3 separate regions of the Homo sapiens genome follow, and all the other regions are linked to region 1. Evidence: read pairs that join two places in POLR2A ChIA-PET (ENCODE). Cell type or tissue: OCI-LY7. All regions are shown on one strand.

What was found. ChIA-PET counts read pairs that join two places held together with the same protein. Peaks named below come from ENCODE experiments on the same cell type or tissue, not always from the same donor. Only the 100,000 strongest peaks of a DNase experiment are listed, where the experiment ranks them.
Region 2: POLR2A ChIA-PET joins it to region 1 with 7 read pairs; 2 of 35 experiments call an interaction of 5 or more read pairs at or near these places.
Region 3: POLR2A ChIA-PET joins it to region 1 with 7 read pairs; 1 of 35 experiments calls an interaction of 5 or more read pairs at or near these places.

What each region holds. Positions count from the first base shown.
Region 1 is chr1:4,421,514-4,429,513 of GRCh38, forward strand. It overlaps LINC01777 (long intergenic non-protein coding RNA 1777), which reads left to right. Exons shown (of 6, transcript NR_027088.1): 4 at 1,247-1,674; 5 at 1,835-1,935; 6 at 2,481-3,171. Among named protein-coding and RNA genes, the nearest start is that of LINC01777, 13 kb to the left of the region's middle. RefSeq lists enhancers at 1,500-2,000, 3,558-4,059. In OCI-LY7, a CTCF peak has its summit at 1,228; DNase peaks (open chromatin) are centred at 1,208 and 4,538; H3K4me3 peaks cover 834 bases.
Region 2 is chr1:4,515,873-4,523,872 of GRCh38, forward strand. No RefSeq gene overlaps it. Among named protein-coding and RNA genes, the nearest start is that of LINC01646, 52 kb to the right of the region's middle. In OCI-LY7, no CTCF peak of the experiment used is centred here; no DNase peak of the experiment used is centred here.
Region 3 is chr1:4,012,704-4,020,703 of GRCh38, forward strand. LINC02780 (long intergenic non-protein coding RNA 2780) reads left to right here. Exons shown (of 4, transcript NR_186588.1): 4 at 1. Among named protein-coding and RNA genes, the nearest start is that of LINC02780, 41 kb to the left of the region's middle. In OCI-LY7, a CTCF peak has its summit at 4,875; DNase peaks (open chromatin) are centred at 858 and 4,168; H3K4me3 peaks cover 284 bases.

The DNA.
Region 1 (8,000 bases):
CCCCCAACACTGGGATGGTTTAAAAACATAAGTGAAGCTGTATCACATTCCACCAACCGTTGCTGAAGCCTTTGTTCCTTCTCAAAAGTTATGCCTTTTCCTTTCTCAGAGAGGAAAGAGGCCTAAATTTACATTTACTAGGAGCCTCTGAAACAGGTTATCCTCAATGTAGGTGGTGGGTAACATTATTTCCTAAAAGGCAACTGTGTTCACCCACTGACAGTTTCCAGGCCCCTCCCAGGGGGCTCAGAACTGCTGTAAACCCAGACCCAGTGGCATAAGGCTGGACGTGAGCCCAGCTGCAAACCCAGAATAATGACCTGCATACACACATTTCTCACTGCCTCTAGGATCAAATCCCCCATTCCGAGGCTCTCAGATCCCAGGATGAAAATGCTGCTGCCTGAGTTGGAATTGTCCTCGTGGTGCAAATAGCAGACTTAACAACATTCATGTTAATTACTTTTCCTGAGTGTCATTCTAAAAGAAAGAAATATACCAGTCTGCTTTCCGTTTTCAGATGATGTTGGCGGTCTTGTCCTCCAGCCCAACTACACTTGTGAGGTCTTTAAAGCACAAGTGAAGATAGTTAAGCTGCCCCTCCCCATCTCTCCCTCTCTTGTCTATTTTTCCTTTGTTTGTGATACGAAGGGTTAATGTAAAAATAGATGTTCTGCAGGCATCATAGAGTTCCTCTTTAGGTTCCCATGGAAACCGAGCAGCGCAAGTATGTGAAGAATTTTTTTAAGTTAGCCCAAGATTTTGTCCTCCAAAGATTTAGGGTCATTCTGCCTTGTGGTTTGGGGGCATTTTTTTTTAAAGTTTTTTTTAAGTAATTAATAAAATAACTTCACCTTCCCTCCATCCTCCCCAACCTACTCACAGAGCATTCTTTTATTTAAAGTGTCCAACACAAAGGTTATTTTGTGACATTTTGAATAATGCAACCCCTTAAGGGTATTTTTTTAAAGTTCTTTTGCAACAAAGTTTCTCCTCCCCAACCTCAGAAGACGGAAACAAAAGAGACATTTATTTCGTTCGATTTAAAGTGATTTGGAATTGCTGCTGGGGTTAGATTATGGGAAATTGCCCACCAGGGAAACAAACTTGGTCACCACCCCTGAACTGCAGTGATGACGTCCCATGGGGACACACAAGACAAACAAAATACTGAGAAAACCGAGGTTCTCACTCTGCCCACAGAGGGAGCTCCGAGTTGCAGCTGCCTCTTTCTGCTCCTTTTCAGTTCAGATAAATTGCACTTGGTCAACGGAAATGTCCTAAGGGCACTGCAGCTGCAGCTGGAGAATGAAGAAGACATAAAATTAGGGCTTTTGTCACTGTCGCTTGATTTCATTAAAGGGCATTAGTTCTCGGCGAGATATATGGGGTTGGAGAGGACAGGAGCCAGAAGCTCCCAGTGCAGCAGCAAGGCTGGCCCACGTGAGCACCTGGAGCATCATTTCTGCTGCCACATGCTTGGGCTGCCCCACCCCGCCGTGCCCTGCTCAGCCGTGCCCTGCTCCATCTCCCTCGCCAGGCCTGAGACCGGCCCCCAGTGTGTTGTGACTCCTGAGGTCTCTCAGCTCTCCCTCAACCCCCAGGAGAATTGCTCTCCACTCCAGAAGCCGCCTGATGGGGAGGCTGACCCCTCTCCAGGACTGACTGATCCAGGTACAAAGGGTCCCCTTGCGGCAGTGGTGGAGCACCCTGTACAGCAGTTTGGGCTCTGGGCTCTCCTTTGAGATCAGGCCAATGCCTGAGTCATCCTGGCTTGACAAGGTGGGATGAAGGTCTCCTCCACCTCCAGGTTCCTTCCTTCCCTCCTTTATAGGTTTATCCTGACAGTAACCTCTCCCCAGGTCGGAAGACCTCTCAGGCTCTGTTTCTAGGGAGGCTGACCTGCTGACAATGCTCCTAGCTGGATTTTGTAAGGTAAATATACCCTTTTATATGGGTTGAGTTATGTCCCCTTAAAAGATGTCAAAATCCTGACCGCTAGTATCTGAGAATGTGACCTTATTGGAAATCGGGTCTTTGCAGATCATCAGGTTGACAAGAGGTCACTGAGGTAGGCCTTACTCCAATAAGAAATGTCAAAGGTCAATGTCAAAGGATAAATCAAGTGTGTAAGGTCAATGCCAAAGGACAAATCAGATGTGAAAGGTCCATGTCAAAGGTCATATGAAATGTGTAAGGTCAATGCTAAAGGACAAATCGAATGTCAATGGTCAATGCTCAAGGTCACAAGTGTGTTCCTGACAAGGTCTTTCTCATTGACCAAGCTTTTGTCTGTCTTGGCCACCCCCAGTTGCAGCCCAGTTGCAGCAGGAGCCCTGCTGAGTCCACAGTGAGAGTCCCTGTCCCTGGGTCTCCTCTTGGTGGTTCCATCCACCAGCTCCTCATGGGCCCCCAGACTACAAATCCCAGGTGTCTTCATTGCATTTGGCATTGATCTCAGTCTCCCTCCTCCATTGCAGCGGTCTTGAATAAAGTCTTCCTCACTGTTTTAACAAGAGACAAGGTAATGTTCATTGAACATCTTATACAAAGAGGAAACCTGGCACAGAAGTGGACATGCACTCGGAGGGAAAATGCCAAGTGACAATGAAGGCAGAGATCAGGTGATGCATCTGCAAGCTGAGCAACATCAGGAATTGCCAAAAACCACCAGGAGCTGGAGAGGCCTGGGACAGAGCCTCCCACGGAGCCTCAAGGGAGCCAGCCCTGCCCACGCCTTGATCTTTGACGTCCGACCTCAAGAACTATGAAAGAACCCATTTCTGTTGGTGAAGGCTCCCCGTCTGTGGTCCCCTGTCCTGGCAGCCCTAGGAACCTGACCTCTGGTCCCTCTGCATCCCTGGCATCACTCTGCCTCCCTCTCTTTTTCTCCAGTGAATCCAACACACTCTCAGTGAGACAGCCAGGTGGCAAGGGGTTCTCGGAGAAACTCCAGCCGGCCTGCTCGCTGGGCATGTACACTGGAGTGGAGCCACAGAAGTTCACGGTGTTTGCAGCAGGGAGGAGCCTGGCCACTCCTCTTCCTGGTTGGAACCTGGAATTTATTTTGTGAGGCGGGAAGCCTATACTGGGGAGACTCTTGCTCTGCTGAGTCCCCATTCCCCCTTTATTTTCCTTTTTGCCCAATAAATCCTATTATTCTCAGTCTTCAAATTGTCTGTGAGCCTAATCTTTCATGGCCATGTGACAAGGACCCCGTCATTAGCTGAGCTAAGGAAAAGTCCTGCGACATCAGAAGGCTGAGTCCCAGGTCCTTTGTTCCAAGAGCTGAGCTTCCTCATGGGATGTGGGGAGGGGGGTCAGCGCAGGTGATCGGGAGGACTGAGGCTGTTGGAGGGGGACCCCAGAGGGAGGCTTCAGTGGCTGCATCCACAACTGGGCCACCTGGGCATCCTTCTGAGGCAGGTTTCTCTCCACGTGCATGGCGTGGCCCTTCCACACAGCTGTCACAAGCTAGGAGGCTCACATGCTCTTGGGATTCTCGGGACATCATGGGTCCCTGAGGGTGGCGCAGGCTGAGGGTGTGCTCCCCCGCCGGCCTGGCACAAAAACAGTAACATTAACATGCTTCTCCAGACCAAAGAGGCTGCTCTCAGTGTAATCAATGATGGCAGGGACTTCGAAATGTGCGTTTCCAGTGAACAACAATGTTTAGCCGCATGTAGTCATCAGGCACACCTAACTGGCTCCGGAAAGTGTTATGTTGTGAATTAAGATGACTGACGGAGAAATGTCAGTTTTATTAACATTCTTCCTTCGGACGATAATTTTATGTCTATAAGGATGAATTACAAAGGACTTAATGAAGGCGTCAGTCCAGAATGATGGGGTCCTTTTAGCAAAGCCTGCTTCCTTTCCTCGCTCTGTGTGTGGAGGTTTGATCTCTGCGTGGGGTATGGTTTCCACGTGCTGGACATGATTGGGCAAAAAGTCAACAAAACAGGCTGCTTGGCTTCAGGCTGACTGTGTAAAAGCCTCACCGGCTCAAGGAGGGATCGTCCTGGGCCCGACGGCAGCGAGTGAAATAGCAGCAGCGTTGCCATGGAAGATGGTTCCGTGGCACCCAGACATCAGCAGTGGGGCTGATGGGACTCACATCCACTCCATCACGACTTCATCTCCCAGGAAAGTGTCCTCCGGAGCTGGGAAGGTTCTTCCTTTGCCTCAGTCCCCGTTTCCTGCTCGTGTTCTGCCCAGGAGCCTGTGCAAAGGGCCCGTTGCCTCTCTCCGGCCCCTTGTGATGACTCCTCTCTGGGAAGTCCCCCACTTCCCGCACATTCCACTCTAGAAATTCCTTCTCTCTGCAGCGATCTGGTCATGTTTTCAAAAGGTGAGGTGCATTTTCAATTCTCAGCTCGCACCTAAGCTTCTGGCAGCTTTCAGGTGCCCCTAAAAATGGCATCCAAGGCTTCATCCTAGGCTACAGCCCCGCCCCCTTTCCGCCTGTGCCTCCTCCCACGGCCCCACCCACTTCCCTGCTGTGCCTCTTCCCACAGCCCCACCCCTTCCCGTGCTGGGCCTCCTCCCATGCCCCGCCCCTTCCATGCTGTGCCTCCTCCCATGCCCCGCCCCTTCCCGTGCTGTGCCTCCTCCCATGCCCCGCCTCTGAGCTCTTGCCCTTGCTGTCCCCTCCCCCCGGCATACCGTCCCCCTGGAAGCTTCCTTGCCCTCTCCGTTGTGTTGTGAGGTTTGAGTCAGGATGTCATTTATGAACAGGCCTGCTCTGAGCTCCCTCCTTGAGCTCTCCCCACCTGGTTCCGTGTTCTCACCTGCAGATTAGCCACTGCTGAGATCTCCTGCATGGACTTCCTACTTATGGAGGATCTCACACATGCTAGAAGGTTTCATGGGGAGGCCCTGGCTGCTCTGTCCAGGGTCTGGAGCAGGGCAGGTGCACAGCAAGGCAGCTCACTGCACGGTTGTTTGCGGAATGAAACGACTTTGCCAAAGCCATGGCCGCAGACATACGATGCTCTAAACATGTTTGTTATAACCATGTAAACACGCTTCTTTAGAAAAGCTTATTTCTTAGGAAACCTCTTTCAGTTTCTGTGGCAACAACTCAGATATTCCTGAGGTCCAGAAATGCGGCTGCTCTGCACGCTGGTCATGGGCCTCTCCTCACCTGCCCCCAGGACGGGAGCATGGGCTCCATCTCTGGGCCTCCTGAAAAATGAGATGTCGACTTGAGTGGCCTCCGACCCTGTGAGGCTGATGTCATCGCTCACCAGGCTGAAGTTCAGCCAGGCACTGAACCTTTCTCAGGCCCTCAAATTCAAACCCAGACCAACCTGTCACTCTCCTTTCCAAAGCATGGGCCACTCATCATGATCAAATGTCCCCTCTTCAATCTACACACTGCTTGGCATTGCCTGTTTGACTGTGAGAGACTCTGTGTCTGTGTGCATGCAACTGTGTGTGTATGTGAGCGTGTGTGACATTGTGTGTGTGTGTATGTGTGAATACAAGGAGGAGTGAGTGACTAAGAATGTGTGTGTGGGCATTTATGTGTGTGAGACAGAGTGGTGAAAGACTGCAGAGGCTAAGTGTGGGTGTGTCTGTGTGAGTGTATACAAGATGGGGAGTATGTGAAGCATGTTGGTGTGTGAGTGTGTGTGAGTGTTAGAATGTGTGTGAGTGTCAGTGTGACAGTGTGAGTGTGTATGAGTGCGTGTATGAGTGTGAGAGTAAAATTGTGTGATGAGTGGGTTTGAGGTGGTGTGCAAGAGTGTGCAACAGATTGTGTGTACAAGATGCAACAGAGATAGAGTGCATATGTACATAAGTGTGTAAACATGTATATGATATCCATGCATATATATATGGTGTGTGCCTAAATGTGCAGATGATATATAGTATACTTATGTGATATGTGTGTATAAACATGTATGTGATATAGATGCATGTATATATTGTATATATGTGACATGTGTGTAAACATGTACATGGTATAGATGCATATAAATATGTGATGTGTATGTATACACATGTATATGATGTGTGTGCGTGTGTGTGTGTCTTGGGAGGGCCTTGCTAGTCAGGGTGTAGTTAAAACATCAGCTGGGATCCTCCACCTACACAAAAACAAGGCAGTCAAAGGAGAACTTCACGTGGCTTGATGTCATTTCAATGAATGCAGAGTAGTGTTTATCTCTGGGCCAAATTCAGAGGCAGGGGATGGGTTTCAAGAGGGGCATGCACATGCAAACACACACACATATACACATGCATGCATGTATACACACTTGCATACACATACATACACATATACACACATGCACATATATACACGTACACACATATGCACACATACACGTGCATACATGTGTATGCATATATGCACACGCATGTGCACACACACATGCATACACACATACACTCATGCATGCACACATACATGCACATATATACACAAATACACATGTATGCATAGATATACACATGTATTCACACATATACACATACATATATATACATGCACACATGTATATGCCACATATACAGTTACATACACACATACATATGCACACATATACATACATATACACATACAAACATATATACCTACAGACACATATGTCTATACACATATAAACATACACTGATGTGTACACATATATACATGTATACATATACACACATATACACATACACACAGGTGTATACACACACATATATACATACATACACACAACACGGGAGTTTCACCCATATTGTTGATACTGTGGCTTTGAAGACAACTGCTGGTTTCAGTGTTTTCTACTTGAATATATGGCATTTCACAGTAAAAGCAGTAACCGAGCTCTTGTTAACAAAATGAACACTCCACATTTTTCAATTTTAATTATTTTGAAAAATCCAGCCCTTTTGTTGAAGGTACTTACAGGTGGCTTAGGTTCAGCTTCCTTTTTTACCCTCTGCTGGCTGTTTGTACTATGCAGAAATATCGTAGGAGAAAGAGTATCTACTGTCTTTCAACTGCACCTTGACTATATTCAGGTTTCAGTAGAATCCACATTGCGAAGTTATCTAGGCTCAATGAGATCTGATCATTTCTGCTCCCTCCTGCACCCCGTCAGCAAAGAGCAGGATTTGGGACCTCAGTTATGCAAAGTAGGGGCCTGGTGAAGACTGTGGGGTTTACAGACTGTGGCAGAGTCTTGCCATACACGTGGAAGAGAACTAGAGTTTTTTAAATCTGGAATTTCATAGCATAAGGCCCCAAGCTTTTAATTGCAGGAAGTCTCAGTGAAATAGTAGGAAAAAAATTATAACAATAAGAAACATATATTTGGTCTCTGTCCTCAGTTCCTGGCACAGAGCTCCCCAAATCCTTGGAATTTCCTGAGTGGTAGGGGTGCTGTGAGAAATCTTTTGTTCAAATGTTTCATCTTTGACCCTGGTTCCTGACACAGAGCTTGTAAATTCTTTGGCATTTCCTGGGTGACTGGAGCATCTTTTAGTCTAATAAGGTGACTCTTGAAGGCTCCTGGATGGGGCATGGTCATCAGAAAGATTGAGCCAGGATTAGGAGCCTGGAACTTTCAGCCCCATTCCCTTCCTCTGGGAAGGAAAGAGGGGCTAGATATTGAGTCAGTAATCCATCAGGCCTATGGGATAAAGTCGACATGAAAACCCCTAAACTATGGGGTTTGGAGAATTTCCATATGACCAAACATGTGGGTGCGCCTGTAGGGTGCAGCTCTGTAGAGAGAGCATGGAAGCCCCACACCCCAGCCCCCATGCCTGGCCCTAAGCACCTCCCATCTGGCTGCCCCTGTGTGCCCTTTGGAATCCCCTCTATTGGCATAAAATGCTAGTGAACATAAGCATGTGTTTCCCTGAGTTCTGTAAGCCATCCTAGCAAATTAATCGAATGGGAGAAGGGGTTGTGGGAAGCTCCAATTTGTAGTCAGGTCAGACAGAAGTTGGGGGCAAGCAGACTTGCAACTGGCATGTGAAGTGTGGGCAGCCTCTGG
Region 2 (8,000 bases), 94 kb after region 1:
GTCAGGAAGGAAGAGCCTGCAGAGGGATCGTGACCTGCTGACCCTGAGTTTCAGGCTTCTGGCCTCTAGAACTGTGAGAAGATAAATTTAATTTCTAAACACATATTCCAACCAAACTTTGACGTAGGCTCCTCAACACCCTGGCCCTTTTCCTTCCATATATGACAACTTATCTAAAGAAGGGGTCAGCACGCTCTCTCAGTCACGGGCCCGGCAGTGAACACTCCAGGCCTCGCGTGCGGTGCAGCCCCTGTGGGAGTGGCTCCACTCCAAGTCGTGGCACAAAAGCAACCAGAGGCCACCTGGATATGAACAAGCGTGGCCGCATTCCAGGGAAACTTTATCTGTGGATGGTGAAATTTGATTCTTATGTAATTTTCACCTGCCACAAAATAATATCCTTCTTTTGACTTTTTTCCTAACCATTTGGAAATGTAAAAACCATTCTTAGCTTGTAGGCTGGGCAAAAACAAGTGGTGGGCCGGGTGTAGCTGCACCACGGTTTAGTGACCCCTGAGCTGGAAGAATCACAAGATTAGAGCGAGTGAGAAGGAGGGAGCTCCCCGCGACCTCCTCCAGTGCCTGCACTCGCCTTGACTTAAATACAGAACATTTTTAATGCTGAAGAGCCTAATAACAAATAGCTTGAGACAGATTGGAAATAGCTTTGGATGGAAAAGTGAGGCATATTGATTGCCACTTCTTACGAGCCGTCTTTTTTTTCCCTCTATCCACACAATGCAAAGCCTTGCTGTTTTTAAATGTGAAGTGTTTCTCCCAAGAAAGCCTGCAGGCACCTGTCCTGGCTCCAGTGCTTGCTGGCTGGAAGTTAGGTGCAGCCTGCTGCTCTGCGATGGCCGCGAGCCTCCTGTGCTGTCTGCTTGTGCATGTCTTGATCACAGAGCACAAGTCTGGGGACAAGGTGGGCAGAGGGTTATCACTGATAGGTGAGGTGCTGGCTGAGTCCCATCAGAAGCCCGGGACTGGAGTTAGTTGCCAGAGGAGGCAGCTCGGTGGAGCAATCCTTAGGAAATGATGCTGATTTTTCAGCAAAGCACAAGACTGTCGCAAGCAGGATGGCCTCCACGCTTGCTCCTATTTACAAAAAGTTTGTCACAAAAGTGAACACCATTGCAGAACGGGAAAGACGTGCAGCTCTTTCCAGACACATGCTCCTCAGATTGCCCCAGTCAGCTGCTTTAAACAAGGTAGATTAGAAACGGCACTTTATATACGATGGAGGTGAATGCTGACGAAGACATCCTAACAGGACAGAGAGTCTAAGAAGCAAGAAAGGCAAGGGTAAACATTCTAATCACTTCCACCAATAACGCGTTAATCATTCATCCTGAGAAAAGCGCGGTGATTCGGTCAACGCCGAGCATGTCGCATTAATCCATTGATGAATCAGACCCCCAACCTCCACTAGGGGCGAGCCCCGTGGCTTCTTCAGGCAGCTCTGTTGTGGACAGTTCGATATGTTTATATTAATTCCTAAACACGGAACAAAAGCTTTATTAAGCATGCATGAAGTGTCGCGTTAATTCACGCAGGCTGCCCACTTGTGGTTCCCTGAAATCATCGTCCACTTTGCAGTGCTTAACCCAGACCCTGGCCCCTGCTGCTGCAGCTATCTGCAGGAGCCAGTCCTGGACAGGGCCCTGGGTCCCCTGGGAAATAGATGGCCTGTCCCTGCCAGGCTGGAGCCGACAGCTGGGCAGAGCCAGGCTTCCCATGGTCAAGGCTGCTGACAGCTTTGCAAACCTTTGGGTCACAGGTAACCCCTCTGGGGAGCAAAGCACTTTGCAAAGGCTCTCTGACATCGGAGGAGATGGGGCCACTGGGATAAATCATCCTTAGGAGAGACACATGTGACAGCCTCTCACAGCAGGTGGCTCTAATGAGCTGACCTTGGCTTCTGAGGCCAGCATGATCTGGACTCCTACAGGAGGAGGGCCTTCAAAGGATCTGCCCAGGAACAGTGGTGGGAATAGAAGGGAAGGCAAATGACAAAATTCCATCCATGTCAGTTGCAGAGGACCGTGGTCTTTGCAGGAGCCTGCTCTGGGGTGCTTTTGCTCACTCAGCTTCCTGCTCTGGCTGGGAGTATCTGTTGTGGGGTCCGTAGGCTTGCCTGATGAATTTTGTCTCTCCTTCTTAGCTCATCTCCACACAGCTTCATAAATGATCTCAATAGGCCTGTCCAGCCTGTCCAGCCTTGCTTCTCAAGTATTCTCTGCAGTGGGCACCGTTCCCTGGCGTGATGACATCGTCACCCTAGGGATTCCCTTTGGATCCGTTCTACGTGCTGGTCCCCCGTGAAGTCTTCACGCCCCTCCCTCAAAGGCATGATCAGCTCTGTGTCCACTGCTAATGGCACTCGGTTATGGAGAATCACCAGGAAACAGGGCAGGGCATGTCCCCTCCAGCCAACCCTCAGCTCTGGGAGAGCAGAGGTGGCAACTTCTTATTTGAATTATCTGTTGTAAGAGCCAGTGAATAGCTTTTCTCCTGGGCCATCATCTTGTGATCTGAACAGTCAGGTTTGGGTTGGGAGAAAGTAAAGTTATATGGAAACAGATAAATAGAAGATCAGGGAAATTAAAAAATGTCGATGTTTCCTTTTTAGAGAGAAGAGTTATAGGAAGAACATGAAATTAACTCAGGGGAGAAGTTTCAAATTAGGGGCACAAAGACAAGACATCCTCTTCTACCACCTAGCTTCCTCCCTGATATTCTGTTGGCCCTGGCCAGGGGTACCCTGATGTCACTCTTCTCTGAGTGAGGCTCTTCAGGCTGGGATGCTCTGAGCTGTGAGGAGTGCTTGCTGCCGAGGTCCTTACTATAGAGCTGGAGTAAGGTTGAAAGCCAAGTGTTGCCTTCGTGTCCAGGCATGGCCTCCCCAGCCTGGGCTGAACGAGGAAGGAGACAGGTATGCGCGATGGAGACGTAGAGTCAGCGCCTGGTGTCTACCCCACAGGACAGGTCAGTGCCAGAAGCTGGGGGCTGCCAGATGTCTGACTGCAGTTCTGATTGCTCTCCAGCCACCCCTGTGTTGCTGAGTGGAACAGAGCTTTGTGGGAGTGGAAGGGGTTGTGAGCTGAGCTGTGTCCCTCAAAAAGATAAGTTGGAATCTTAACCCCCAGCATGTCAGAATGTGACCCTATTTGGAAATAAGGTCTTTACAGAGGTAATCAAATGAAAAATGGGGTCCTTAGGATGGGCCCTAATCTTTGGGGTGGGCCCTAATCCAACATGACTGGTGTCCTTACAAAAAAGGAGAAGTTTGGACAGAGGCAGCGATGTAAAGACACAGGGAGGAGTCAGCCACTGAATGGGAGGGATGCATCGTGTTGATGACAAGCAAGATGCTGAGGGCTGCTGGTAACCACCGGAAGCTGGAAGAGGCCGGGAAGAACCACCGTGAGAGCCATCGGCAGAATGAGGCCCTGCAGACACCTGGATTTCAGAGCTCCAGCCCGACAGCTGCGGGAGGGTGAATTTCTGTTGTTTGAAGCCACAGGGTTGATGCCAACGTGTGGCAGCCCCAGGATTCTATTGCAGATTGGGCTGCAGGGACTGATCAGACTCTGGTCCCAAACAACTGTGTCTGGGATGCTGTGGAAATTCAGGGAAAAGGCAGACAGCTTAGAAGAAAGTGGTGCTGAGTGGCTAAGACGGTCTCAGAGGATAGTCCAGAAAAGAGAGCTCAGAGGAAGTGCCCCCACACTGCAAGCCATGTGGGGAGGCAGAGTCTCTCCAGCCATGGTGGCTGGGGAATGGCCAGGAAGATGCAGCATGGGTGTTGGATTTTGTGCTGAATCTTCTGGGCTATGCATGTACCGGGACCACCAGCAAAGCTGGGGAGTGGATGACACTGGTCCTGAGTAGGCTTCCCTAGGACTTGGATGGCCACGCACAGCCCTGGGACCCACTGCTGATCCTGACACTTGAGTCTGCTGGTGAGGACTGGGCCTTTCAAGAAAGGGAACACTGGACTGAACAAGACTCTCTGTTGAGGGTGTGGGCACCCTGGCCCAGAAAGCCCGCAAGTAGAGATTGACGTTCATTCAGTCATGATGAAAAATGAAATCCCTAACACATATTAAATTTAAATCTGACACTTGCACCCCTGCCCCAGGCCTGCCCTGACCTGGCACCCATGCACCGTTCTGTGAATGATCTTAGTCAAACGCGCATGGTCAGTCAGTTCTGGAGGCTCATGATTTCTGATTAAGACATCTTTCATCAGCTGATGTTCGTGGACATTTTCCTTCTTCAGGAGCAGGTGAACCTCGGAGAGGGCTGGGCTGACTTGGGGAGACAGAAGAAGAAAGCACAGTGCTGCCGGGGTGAGAAGCCCTCAGCCAGGGGCCCAGCTAGCTCCTCACAGCCCCAGAGGTAGCACTGAGAGTCTCCATCCCAGACAACCCTCAGACCAGAGTCACCAGAGCAGAGGGACCCATGGCTCAGGGACCCAGGGTCACCTGCTTCCCACCACACATGGCCCCACCATTTCCACCACACACAGACCTTCCACCTCCACCTTATATGACCTCACCATCTCCACCAAACACAGACCCTCCACCTCCACCATATATGACCCCACCATCTCTACCACACACGGAACCTCCACCTCTACCACACACAGACCTTCCACCTCCACCACACACAGACCTTCCGCTTCCACCTTACATGACCACACCATCTCCACCACAGATGAACTCTCCACCTTTTCTACAAACAGACCTTCCACTTCTACCACACACAGACCCTCCAACTCCACCACACATGACCCCACCATCTCCACCACACACAGACCCTCCACCTACACCACACATGAACCCTCCACCTCCACCATACATGACCCCACCATCTCTACCACACATAGACCCTCCACCTCCACCATACACGGACCCTCCACCTCCACCACAGACAGACCCTCTACCTCCATTACAAACAGACCCTCCATCTCCACCACACATAGACCCTCCACCTCCACCATACATGACCCCACCATCTCTACCACACACAGAACCTCCACTTCCACCATACACGGACCCTCCACCTCCACCACAGACAGACCCTCTACCTCCATTACAAACAGACCCTCCATCTCCACCACACGCAGACCCTCCACCTCCACCATACGTGACCCCACTATCTCCACCAGACATAAATTCTCCACCTCCACCACCATATATGACCCCACCATCTCTACCACACACAGACCCTTTACCTCTACCCAACATGGACCCTCCATCTCCACCTCCACCACACAGACCTTCTATCTCCACCACACTGGGAGCCTTGGTTTCCCCAATACTTTCATGGTTTGGTGACTCCATGTTAAAACCATTGCCTGCTATTTCTGCCAATGAACATGAGAAAAATCTTTCTACATACAAACTCAACACAAAAGAAATCTGAAACCCATTTGTTGCAAGAACTTTAAACTTCTTTGTGAATCTTTTGACCATACCTAAACTCACCTGCCTTTGAATCATGCATTCCTGGAAGCCCACAAAAAGGGTTTCCTATTCTGGACCATTAGTATTCAGCCAGGTCTCTCTTTTGTTAGCAACTGATTTTCAGGGAAACATTGGCAGGTTGTTAGAAGAAGAAACTTCAGGAGTGTATAAATGTCACTTATGGAGGGAGAAAATACACGAGGCCTGTTTTGCCAATCAACTTGCTTTTGAGTGAGCTTAGCTATGACCTGGATGGAAAAGTAGAGTTGCCTTTATTTGTAACAATACCACAAGTCTTGGTAGATTCCATGGTCCATTGTCCCGGGTTATTGTGGTTGATGTAGGCATGTGCTTCTGTACAAGTGACAGATATCCAACAGGTGTAAGCAAGAATGGAACATCATTGGTTCATTCATTCATTCATTTAAATATAATCATAGTGCTCCTACTCTATATCAGGCATGGTTCTAGGCATTTTAGGTGGAGATGTGAATGAACCCAAGCTCTGCCCTCTTGGAGCTAACATCAGAACCTACAGTCTCATCATAGAAACATCTAGACACTCTAGGTAAGGGGTTCAAATGGATTAGAGGACTCACAAGCTTTCCTCTTTCCTGTCCCAGCCTCTCAGTTCTTCTTACAGTTCACACAATTTCACCTGAGTAGGGTCTCATAGGAACTGCTTTAGTTACCGTCCAATCCTGAATCTACCACACTGGCCAGGAGTAGAGGGTAAGAAGAAAAAATACTCTGATTGGCCAGCCTGGGTTATGTGTCCATCCTGAAAGCTGAAAGTAATCCCTATGGCCTGTAGGAAGAAGTGAAGGTGAGCATGAAGTGAAAAGGAACAAGCTGACTGATCAGGCCTGACTCATAATCTACACCTGAAATCCACGGTTCAGTCTGTGTACCCAAACACATGGTTCCAAGGATTGGGTGAAGGAGAGGAGGCTTCCTAAGGACCATGTGAGTTGAGTTCCTTGCAAAAGGGGGAAAGGATGCTGGCAGACACAAATCAGCTGTTAATTTTATGTGTCCACTTGCCTTGGCTCTGTTGTCTGGTTGTTTGGTTAGACAACAGTCTAGATGTTGTTGTGAAGTTATTTTGTAGATAAAATTAACATTTAAATCAGTAGGCTTTAAGTAACTCAGATGACCTTCCATAATGTAGGTGGGCATCATCCAATCAGTTGAAGGTCTTCAGAGAAAGACTGGGGTCCCCAAAGAGGAAGGAATTCTGCCTTGAGGCAGCCTTCATTCTTGAGCTGTAACATTGACTTTTCCCTTTGTCTCTACCCTGTTGGAGAGCTAATCCCCATAATCACATGATCCAATCCCTTAAAATAAATCCTATAAATCTTATCTCTCTCTCTCTCTCTCAAATCTATCTATCTATCTATCTATCTATCTATCTATCTATCTATCTAATCTATCTATCTATCATCTATCTATCTATCTATCTAATCTATCTAAATGCTAATTTCATCTATTATCTATCTATCTATCATCTATCTAATATAACTATCATCTATCTATCTATCTATCTATCTATCTATCTATCTATCTATCTATCATCTATCTATCATCTCTCTCTCTCTCTCTCTCTCTCTCTCTCTCTCTCTATCATGGGGAGGTGGGGAGAGAGAGACAATGAGAGAGAGAGAGAGAGGTTACCAAAGCCACTGTGTAAGGCTGCACAGTGCGTAGGCTGCCTAATCACACTTAGGCTACAATTTGAACAGCACTTTGTGGGGGTTGTGCAGTGTGGATGTCCTGTCTGGTTCTGACCTCAAAGATATAGTTTTGTGGATTGCTTAAGCTCTCATTTTCCCCTCCAGGGTGACCTTGCCCCAGGCCCTTAGCTTCTGCTATATACCATTAAAGCATCCTGCTCTTACCAGTTAGAATGGAAACAATTTACTGCTTAAATAATTTATCCAGATTCCGCACAGCCAGTCTTTTGCAGAGATTCATCTGCTAATAAAGAAAATTGATTTTAGAAGCCAAAGTCAATACGAAGTTAGGGAAACATTCGGTTATTTGCATGTTCCTGTCCTGAGATTGTCTGTTAATTTGTCTGGTGAGAATATCAGCTGGGGCACACTTTACTGCAAGTCATTTTTCATTTATTATTTTTCAGGTACCATTGCAGCGATCTGTCCAAATTTGGAAGGGGCAATGGATGTGGGGATTTTATTAGCGATTTATCAATAAAAGTGAAGATTTCTTTCCTCAGGTGTTCACTCTAGGAAATTACTTGCTAGTTTGTGGATAAAATGGCCTGAATTTCAGCAGGGTCCAAATGAGAGGGTATTTTTGTTGGATCGCATTCAAGCATGAGCAGGGAGCTGACTTGAATATTCACGGTGCGTTTCCATGCATCTGTTCTAATAATGGAGACTCATTTGCATTTAGAAAAAATGATTTGCATATAGACGATTAATGTAATAAGGTATCCAAAAACAATTTTCCCCTTTGAATAAGCTGCCTTGTAATTTTGTTCACTTAATTCACTTCCATACTAAGCCC
Region 3 (8,000 bases), 410 kb before region 1:
ATTTGTGTTAACTGACTGTTTATGGTATTGGTAAGGCTTCCGGTCAACAGTAGGCTGTTAGTAATTAAGTTTTGGGGGAGTCAAAAGTGTAAAGCAATACACTTTATGGGGGCAGAGCTCCTAACCCCAGTGCTGTTCAAGGGTCAATCTAATTGAACAGCCTCTAAAAATATCAAGCAATACTTACAAATCCAGGGAGAAAAACATACATCAACAATTGTAGTTGGAGCTTTTAATGATCGAACAGAGAAAACAGATACTGAAGTCTTGATCAATACAATGAGTAAGCTGAAGATATGAGATATGTAGAGAACTTACCATTCATCAGACAGAGGCTATGCCTTTCCCCCATGCACGCACACACCATTTACCAAAATAGGCCAGACACTGAGCCATGAAGGAAGTCTCAATAAAGTTCTAATAATTAATACAAAATAAACTGCATTCTCTAATCACAAATCAATGACATTAAAATTAACAAAACAATTTTTTTTAACAACTCCAATATTTTGGAAAGTAATTAATATATTTATGGATAGCCCTTGGAAATGATCAAGGAAATTAGGAAGTACATAGAGTGTAACACGGTGAAACCCCGTCTCTACTAAAAATACAAAAAAATTAACTGGGCGTGGTGGTGGGCACCTGTAGTCCCAGCTACTCAGGAGACTGAGGCAGGAGAATGGCGTGAACCCAGGAGGTGGAGGTTGCAGTGAGCCGAGATCGCGCCACTGCATTCCAGCTTGGGCAACAGAGCCAGACTCCGTCTCAAAAAAAAAAAAAAAAAAAAAAAAAGAAGTGCATAGAGTGAGTACTCTACTTATGTGAGCACTTCCTCTATGTATACGCAATGTGACCTGCCCAAATCAGTGACATGCCTTCGGGCAAAGCCAAGGTAGCTCTTAAAGGGATATTGAAAGATTATAATGCGTTCATCAGGAAACAACAAATGGGAAAAACAAATGAGCCAGCTATTTAGCACAAGCAGCTGGAAAAAGAGCAAGAGAGCAACACCTATCCAACTCCACTCCCAGAAAACATAAGAAAGGAGCTGAAAAATATAAGAGTAGAAACAGATAGAATGAATAAAACCTACAGAGGATGAACAAAATCAAAATCTGGTTTAAAAAATTTAATATGCTAGACAGACTTCTGGAAAGACCAATAAAAATGGGATCTGGTGAGGGCCTTCTTGCTGCATTATCCCATGGCAGAAGGCAGGAGGGCAAGAGGGGGAATAAATAAGATAATTAATTGGTATTATGCATAGGCATATTTAACAAATTTGATACTTAGATGACATGGATGAATTCCTTTTTTTTTTTTTTTTTGAGGCAGAGTTTCACTCCTGTTACCCAGGCTGGAGTGCAAAATGGCACAATCTCTGCTCACCGCAACCTCCGCCTTCCGGGTTCAAGTGATTCTCCTGCCTCAGCCTCCTGAGTAGCTGGGATTACAGGCATGCACCACCATGCCCAGCTAATTTTGTATTTTTAGTAGAGACAGGGTTTCTCCATGTTGATCAGGCTGGTCTCGAACTCCCAGCCTCAGGTGATCTGCCCACCTTGGCCTCCCAAAGTGCTGGGATTACAGGTGTGAGCTACCGTGCCTGGCCGGACAAATTCTTATAAAAAGCATAAAATGCCAAACTTGTGAAAGACAAGACAGATAACTTGAATAGATGAATGCATGTGAAAGAAGTTAAATGGCAGTCAAAGGCACCAAAAAAATCCAAGTCTGGATAATTGTTTTCGGAGATTTCTATAATATTTTCTAGGAATGGTTAATTTCTATTTTATACAAGATATTTGGAAAATTAGAAAATGAATGGAAACTGTCTGGCTCATTTTGTGAGGCTCATGTAATCTGGATTTCAAAATCAAATAGGGACAACAGGAATTAAAAAATATATAGACCCATTTATTTATAAATGGAGTTTTAAAAATCCTAAGTAAAATATTAGTTAATTTTTTTTAAAATTAGTTAAAAGAATATTAAGAAAAATAAGTGATGAAGTAGAGTTCATCCAGGAATATCTAACAATCTCTCAATATAATTCACTATTGTAATAGATTAAAGAAATATATTTTATCTCAATCAATGCAGAAAAAGCATTTGATAAATCTCAGTATCAATCTTCATCTGTTTTGTGCTCTACAACAGAATACTTGAGATTAGGTAATTTATGACAAACAGAAATGTATTTTCTCACAGTTCTGGACGCTGGAAAGTCTAAGGTCAAGGTGCTGACATCTGGTGAGGGCCTTCTTGCTGCATTGTCCCATGGCAGAAGGCAGGAGGGCAAGAAGGGGATGAACTTGTCCTTTTATAAAAACACGAATCCCACTCAAGAGGGATGAGCACTCATTGCCTAATCACCTCCAAAGGTCCCAGACCTTTTTTTTTTTTTTTTTTTAAAGATGGGGTCTCTCTCTGTCACCCAGGCTGGAGTGCAGTGGCACAATCTTAGATCACTGCAACCTCTGCCTCCTGGGTTCAAGTGATCCTTCCATCTCAGCTTCTGGAGTAGCCGGGACCACAGGTGTGCTCTACCACACCCAGCTAATTTTTTATTGTTTTGGTGAAGATGGGGTTTCACTGTGTTGCCCAGGCTGGTCTCAAACTCTTGAGCTCAGGTGATCTGCCCAACTTGGTTTTCCCAAAGTGCTAAGATTACAGGTGTGAGCCACAATGCCTAACCTGGTCCTACGTCTTAATACTGTGTCCATGACAATTAAATTTCTTCCTTCCTTCCCTTTTTTTTTTTCTTTTTTTGACAGAATCTTGCTCTGTTGCCCAGGCTGGAGTGCAGTGGCATGGTCTTGGCTCACTGCAACCTCCGCCTTCCAGGTTCAAGTGATTTTCCTGCCTCAGCCTCCCGAGTAGCTGGGACTACAGGCATATGCCACCATGCCCGGCTCATTTTTGTATTTTTAGTAGAGACAGGGTTTCTCCATGTTGGCCAGGTTGGTCTCAAACTCCTGACCTCAGGTGATCCGCCCACCTCAGCCTCCCAAAGTGCTGGGATTACAGGTGTGAGCCACTGCGCCCAGCCTGAATTTCAATATGAGTTTTGAAGTGGATAATCATTCAAACCATAGCAGTACTAATCTGTGATAAAACATTTTTTTTAAAAACCGTGAATTCTACCTAACACCATATACACAGCTGGATTCTAGTTAAATTAAAGTCCTAGTAGCAAAAGAAAAAGTTAAAAGAATATACAGGAGAAAAATCTTTGTTACTTATAAGCAGGAATGTCTTAAATAAAAATCTGAAAGCACAAACCATAGGGTAACACATTGACACATTTCATTATGTCAGAGTTAGAGATTTTTGTTAAATGAAAGACAAGATGGACAAAGTTAATGCACAGCTGAACAAATGAGAAAAGATATTTGCAATGTTAATAGTTGATGAGGGATTAACAAGGGACTCCAGCCAATCAAAAAGACAAGGAGAGCAACCGCAGCAGAAGAATGGGCAAGGGATACGGACAGATGACAGAAAGAAAAACCCCAAAGCTAGTATGCATATAAAGAGAAGCTCAAGGTCATTAGTAATCACACACATGAGAACTAGAACACAATGCCACTTTCCAGCTGTTGGACTGGCAAACAGTCCAGCTGTTGGACTGGCAAACAGTTAAAAAGCTGGTTAAGCCAAATGTTGGCCTGGATGGGTTCTGCAGGCAAGTTCATGGTGGCTGATGGAGTGTGGATGCTTCAGCCTTTCCAGAAGGATCTGGGGCTCCTGATGCTATGATCCAGAGGTTACGCTGCTGAGTATACAACCCAGAGGCATTCCATGGGATCTGCCGCGGTCCACGGGTTTGAGGCTGTTCCGTGTGGAGAACGTACGTGGGAGAGCATTGGAGGCAGCCGGGTGCCGGCCATCAGAGAAAGAATGTGCAGGTGAAACGTGGCTGATCATGCTGGAGCCACGTGCAGCCATGGGAACCTGGATCAAATGTGCCCCTGCCACACGGGTGAGACTTCAGAACCTAGTGGATTTTTAGAGAGAAAAAAAGTCAGGAGAAGAATGAGGTATATAATGCAATACCATTTATGCAAACAAAACATACACACAAATAAGACTGCAATGCCTATTTTGTAAGAACATGAAATGCAGAAGCAACTACTCGGAAATCAGAGCAAAACTGTTGCCTCCAGGGCGAGGGGAGGAGGTGAGAGTCAGGGGAGGGGAGGGGTGAGAGTCAGGGGAGGGGAGGGGTGAGGGGCAGGGGAGGGGTGAGAGTCGGGGGAGGGGAGGAGGTGAGAGTTGGGGGAGGGGAGGAGGTGAGAGTTGGGGGAGGGGAGGAGGTGAGAGTTGGGGGAGGGGAGGAGGTGAGAGTTGGGGGAGGGGAGGAGGTGAGAGTCGGGGGGAGGGGAGGAGGTGAGAGTCAGGGTGGGGAGAAACGGAAAGGAATGTGTAGACAACAAAATGACCTGGGAACCTTGCAAAGATCCATGGTGAAAATACGCTACAATAGGATAAATATGTGATTAACTCCACCCTCTTCATCTGTGGTCTCAAAAATAAGCAAGCAAACAAGCAGATAGAAAACGAAAGCAAAAAGAAAAGCTCTGAAACAGAGATATCAAAATGGTGGTAGATTTAATATATTTACATTGAGCAAATATAAGTTTTTAACAAAAAAGATAATTTGAAGGTAATTTCCACATTTCATGTTCCATATTTCCATAGCAATTTATAAGCTAATTATAGGATTTATTTAAAAATAGTAATTCTGAGAGCACTATAGGGGTATGGCCTGAGAGAGGGACACAGATTTTGAATCTCCTCTAAATTCTGACAAAATATCTCCAGGACTATAAATATTCGGAGGCAACATCAACACTTTAACTTTGGAGACCTTTGTAAATGTGAGGCCGGGACCCAGTGGCGCCCTCTGCCTCTGCCCCATTCCCCTCCCAAATCCTGTGTCCCCACATAGGCTGAGACCATGATGTGGGAACCTGGTCTGGGTGGCTTTGAGTACCTCTGTGTGGCAGTGTGGGAGGTTTGGACCAGGAGGAAGCTCTTTCATTGAAGAGCTTCTTCTCATGGCAGTCACCACCCCATAGATGTCGCAGGTCCTGAAACGCTGCTCTTTGTGGAATCTGGATGGGGCATGGGGACCTGGGAAGACCAGTGGCAACGACACAGGACTGGGCGAGTTCTGGGATGGACAGAATACTCTGTCAAGCCTTGAGCCTTAACACAGCCCCACGAGGTCAGTACTATGATGGTTATCATCTTTACTGCACAACTAAGGAAAGGGAAGAAAGGTTAGAAATTTGTCCAGGGACACAGGGCAAAGATATGGACTCAGCAGCATGGTGGCAGTGGCCGCACCGGTAGCCGCGCTATGGTGCCTCTCAGAGGGGAGAGCCATGGCCGAGTTTTAGTTTCCAAACTGGAAGATGGAGGCGTTTAGCAACTTCCTCTGAGGCTTGCACATTGAAGCTTTGTGCTTCCCTTTGCAACAGATCTTGGCTAAAATTCATGTATCCCTGCATGCACCACCACTTGGGCACATATCTGCACACACACACACACAACCACACATGCATGCACGCACACATACACACACATGCACACACATGCACATCACTCAGCTTGGGGATAGTGTTGAGCACAATTCAGGGATCTTGCTTTTTTATTTTTTGTACTAAGATGCCGTAACCTTGACAAATTATTTTATTAAGTTTAGTATATTTGATCAAGCACAACCAAACCCAAGAAGATGAATTATTAAAATGGAGGTTTACCTTCTATCATTTAGGGCTATTGTTCGACAGTCAGAGTGCATCCAAGTCAGGGCTCTGCCAGAAATGAAGCACGGCGGAGCCACCAGTTAGTATTTTTCTTGCAAAGGATACCAGTTCTTCACCATCCCTGCAACAATCTCTCATCTCAGCTTCCTGCCAAGGTTTCAGATCTCAGGGAGACACAGGCTCCTTGGCACGCACTGATAATCACAGAGCCAACTTTGGAAGTCATGGATTTCTGAGCTGGTCTTGCGTAGGGCAGGCATTTGCCTTTGGCTGAGTGGCGTGAAAAATGTTCGTGGGCGAGTGGTGGGCCGAGCGCCGTGTGTGTGAACATACCGTGTCCATGTTCTTCCTGGCTGCATGCTCCACCTCTGGCTAGGATCAGGTTTGCCCTGAGTCAGCAGGAGCCGGAGCATGACACCCGCATGTTTCAGGGATGGCCAACAGCGTCTGTTCCAGTGGATTCGTGGCGACTCCTTGAGCTGAGAAGACCGGGGCACATCCACGTCCACATTCCCCATTGGATGTCAGGCCAAGGGCAGGATTGGGCAGATGGCACCATGCCCTTGTGTGCGAGTCACGGGTGCGGCCAGCACGTGGCCGCCATCCTGCTGTGTCCTGGAGTGCTCCCATTCTTCCCTGCTACAGTACATCCGTGCTTCTCACGAACATTTGCCCACCACTGTCCACCTGGCAAGCCTCTCTGGGAGGGTTTCTGGAAGGATCCTCTCCCCTCCTCACAGTGCGGTTCCTCCCACAAACCGGCCTCATCACCCCCGCTGCCCATCGCCCATGCCCCTCCCAGCTGCCTCCTTGAGCTCCTGGCGCCCATCGTGAGCCTTCTGTTCACACGCCCTCCTTCCCGTTCCTCTCCCGCCCCATCTCACACTCCCACTCCTCCCCTTGCTCGCTCAGCCTAGATCTACTCAGCCCTCGTGCATCGCAGTCCATCCGTGAGTGAGTCTATGTTTTCTAAATGATTTGCTTGTGAAAGTCCTGGTTTCCTGGTTTTCCAGCCCTGATCTCTTCCTCTCAGGGCTCAGCCCTCGTGCATCGCAGTCCATCTGTGAGTGAGTCTATGTTTTCTAAATGACTTGCTGTGAAAGTCCTGGTTTCCTGGTTTCCTGGTTTTCCAGCCCTGATCGCTTCATCTCAGTGCTTTACCCAGGTCTTGGTGCTGAGGATTCCCACCGGGATTCCTTGTCCTTGATGCGACAGACACCTCTCCTTGGAGAGCCTGATTCCTGGGCGGAGGTGCCTGCCTGGCCCCTCCACTGGGCGTCTCATAGGAACCCCAGACTCCGCAAGACTCAACCTGCTTTTGGTCCCTTCAATCTGTCCCGCCCCCGGCCTTCCAGTCTCTGTAAATGGCACCACATCCTACTCCTCTGCTGGCGCCCACACGCTAGGACACGCCCTCAGGTCCTCTCTGTCTCTCCCCAACACATCAAGCCCCCTCTCTGTGACCTTCACACTATGTCTGTGGTCTACAGGTTAGGTCTAGAGGGTGGGGTCTGCTTGTTCCCTGTCCTGTCCCTGTGGCCCCAGTGTTGCCTCCTGACCATGCGCCTGTGTTGGCTGAATGAGTGAGTCCAGCCTCTTCTCTCCAGCACCAACCCCCACTCCTTGCAGGAATCTCCTATGTGGTCACTGACAGTGGATCCAGAAGCCCCGTCTCTGCCTAGTGTCCTTCCTGGCTTCTTGTTGCTTGGCAGGTGAAATCCCAGCTGGTCACCTCACCTGGTGTGAGCCCAGCTGCGCCTTCTTCCCCATACCCTGTGCCTGGTGTCTGTCTTTTAGTATGCCCCGTGCTCCCCTGCCTCAGAACTTTCCTGGGGCTCTCTCCTCTGTTCATGGCTCTGGCTGTGGCTCTCTCCTTGGCTCTGTCTGTGGCCAGCTCTTCCTCCCCAGGCTGAGCTTATCATCACCTGCTCAGAAGGCTCCCTGAGCTCTCTCTGGAAGTGGCACCTCCCTCCTCCCCCTCCACGGTCATTCTCCATCACCTCCCCACCAGTTCCCTTCATGAGCACTTAGGGCCTGACCTATCTGTGTAGTGGACAAGTGCCATCTCCCTCACTTGAGGTAAGCCCCATTGAGTCAGGGACTGGATCGGGGCAGCTTGCACGCTCAGTGCATGGGGCCAGCAGACATCAGCTGGATGGGCGAGGTTGGGACTGGGCCTCCGGTTCTCTGTAAGGCACGTGGTGGACATGCAGAGGATGA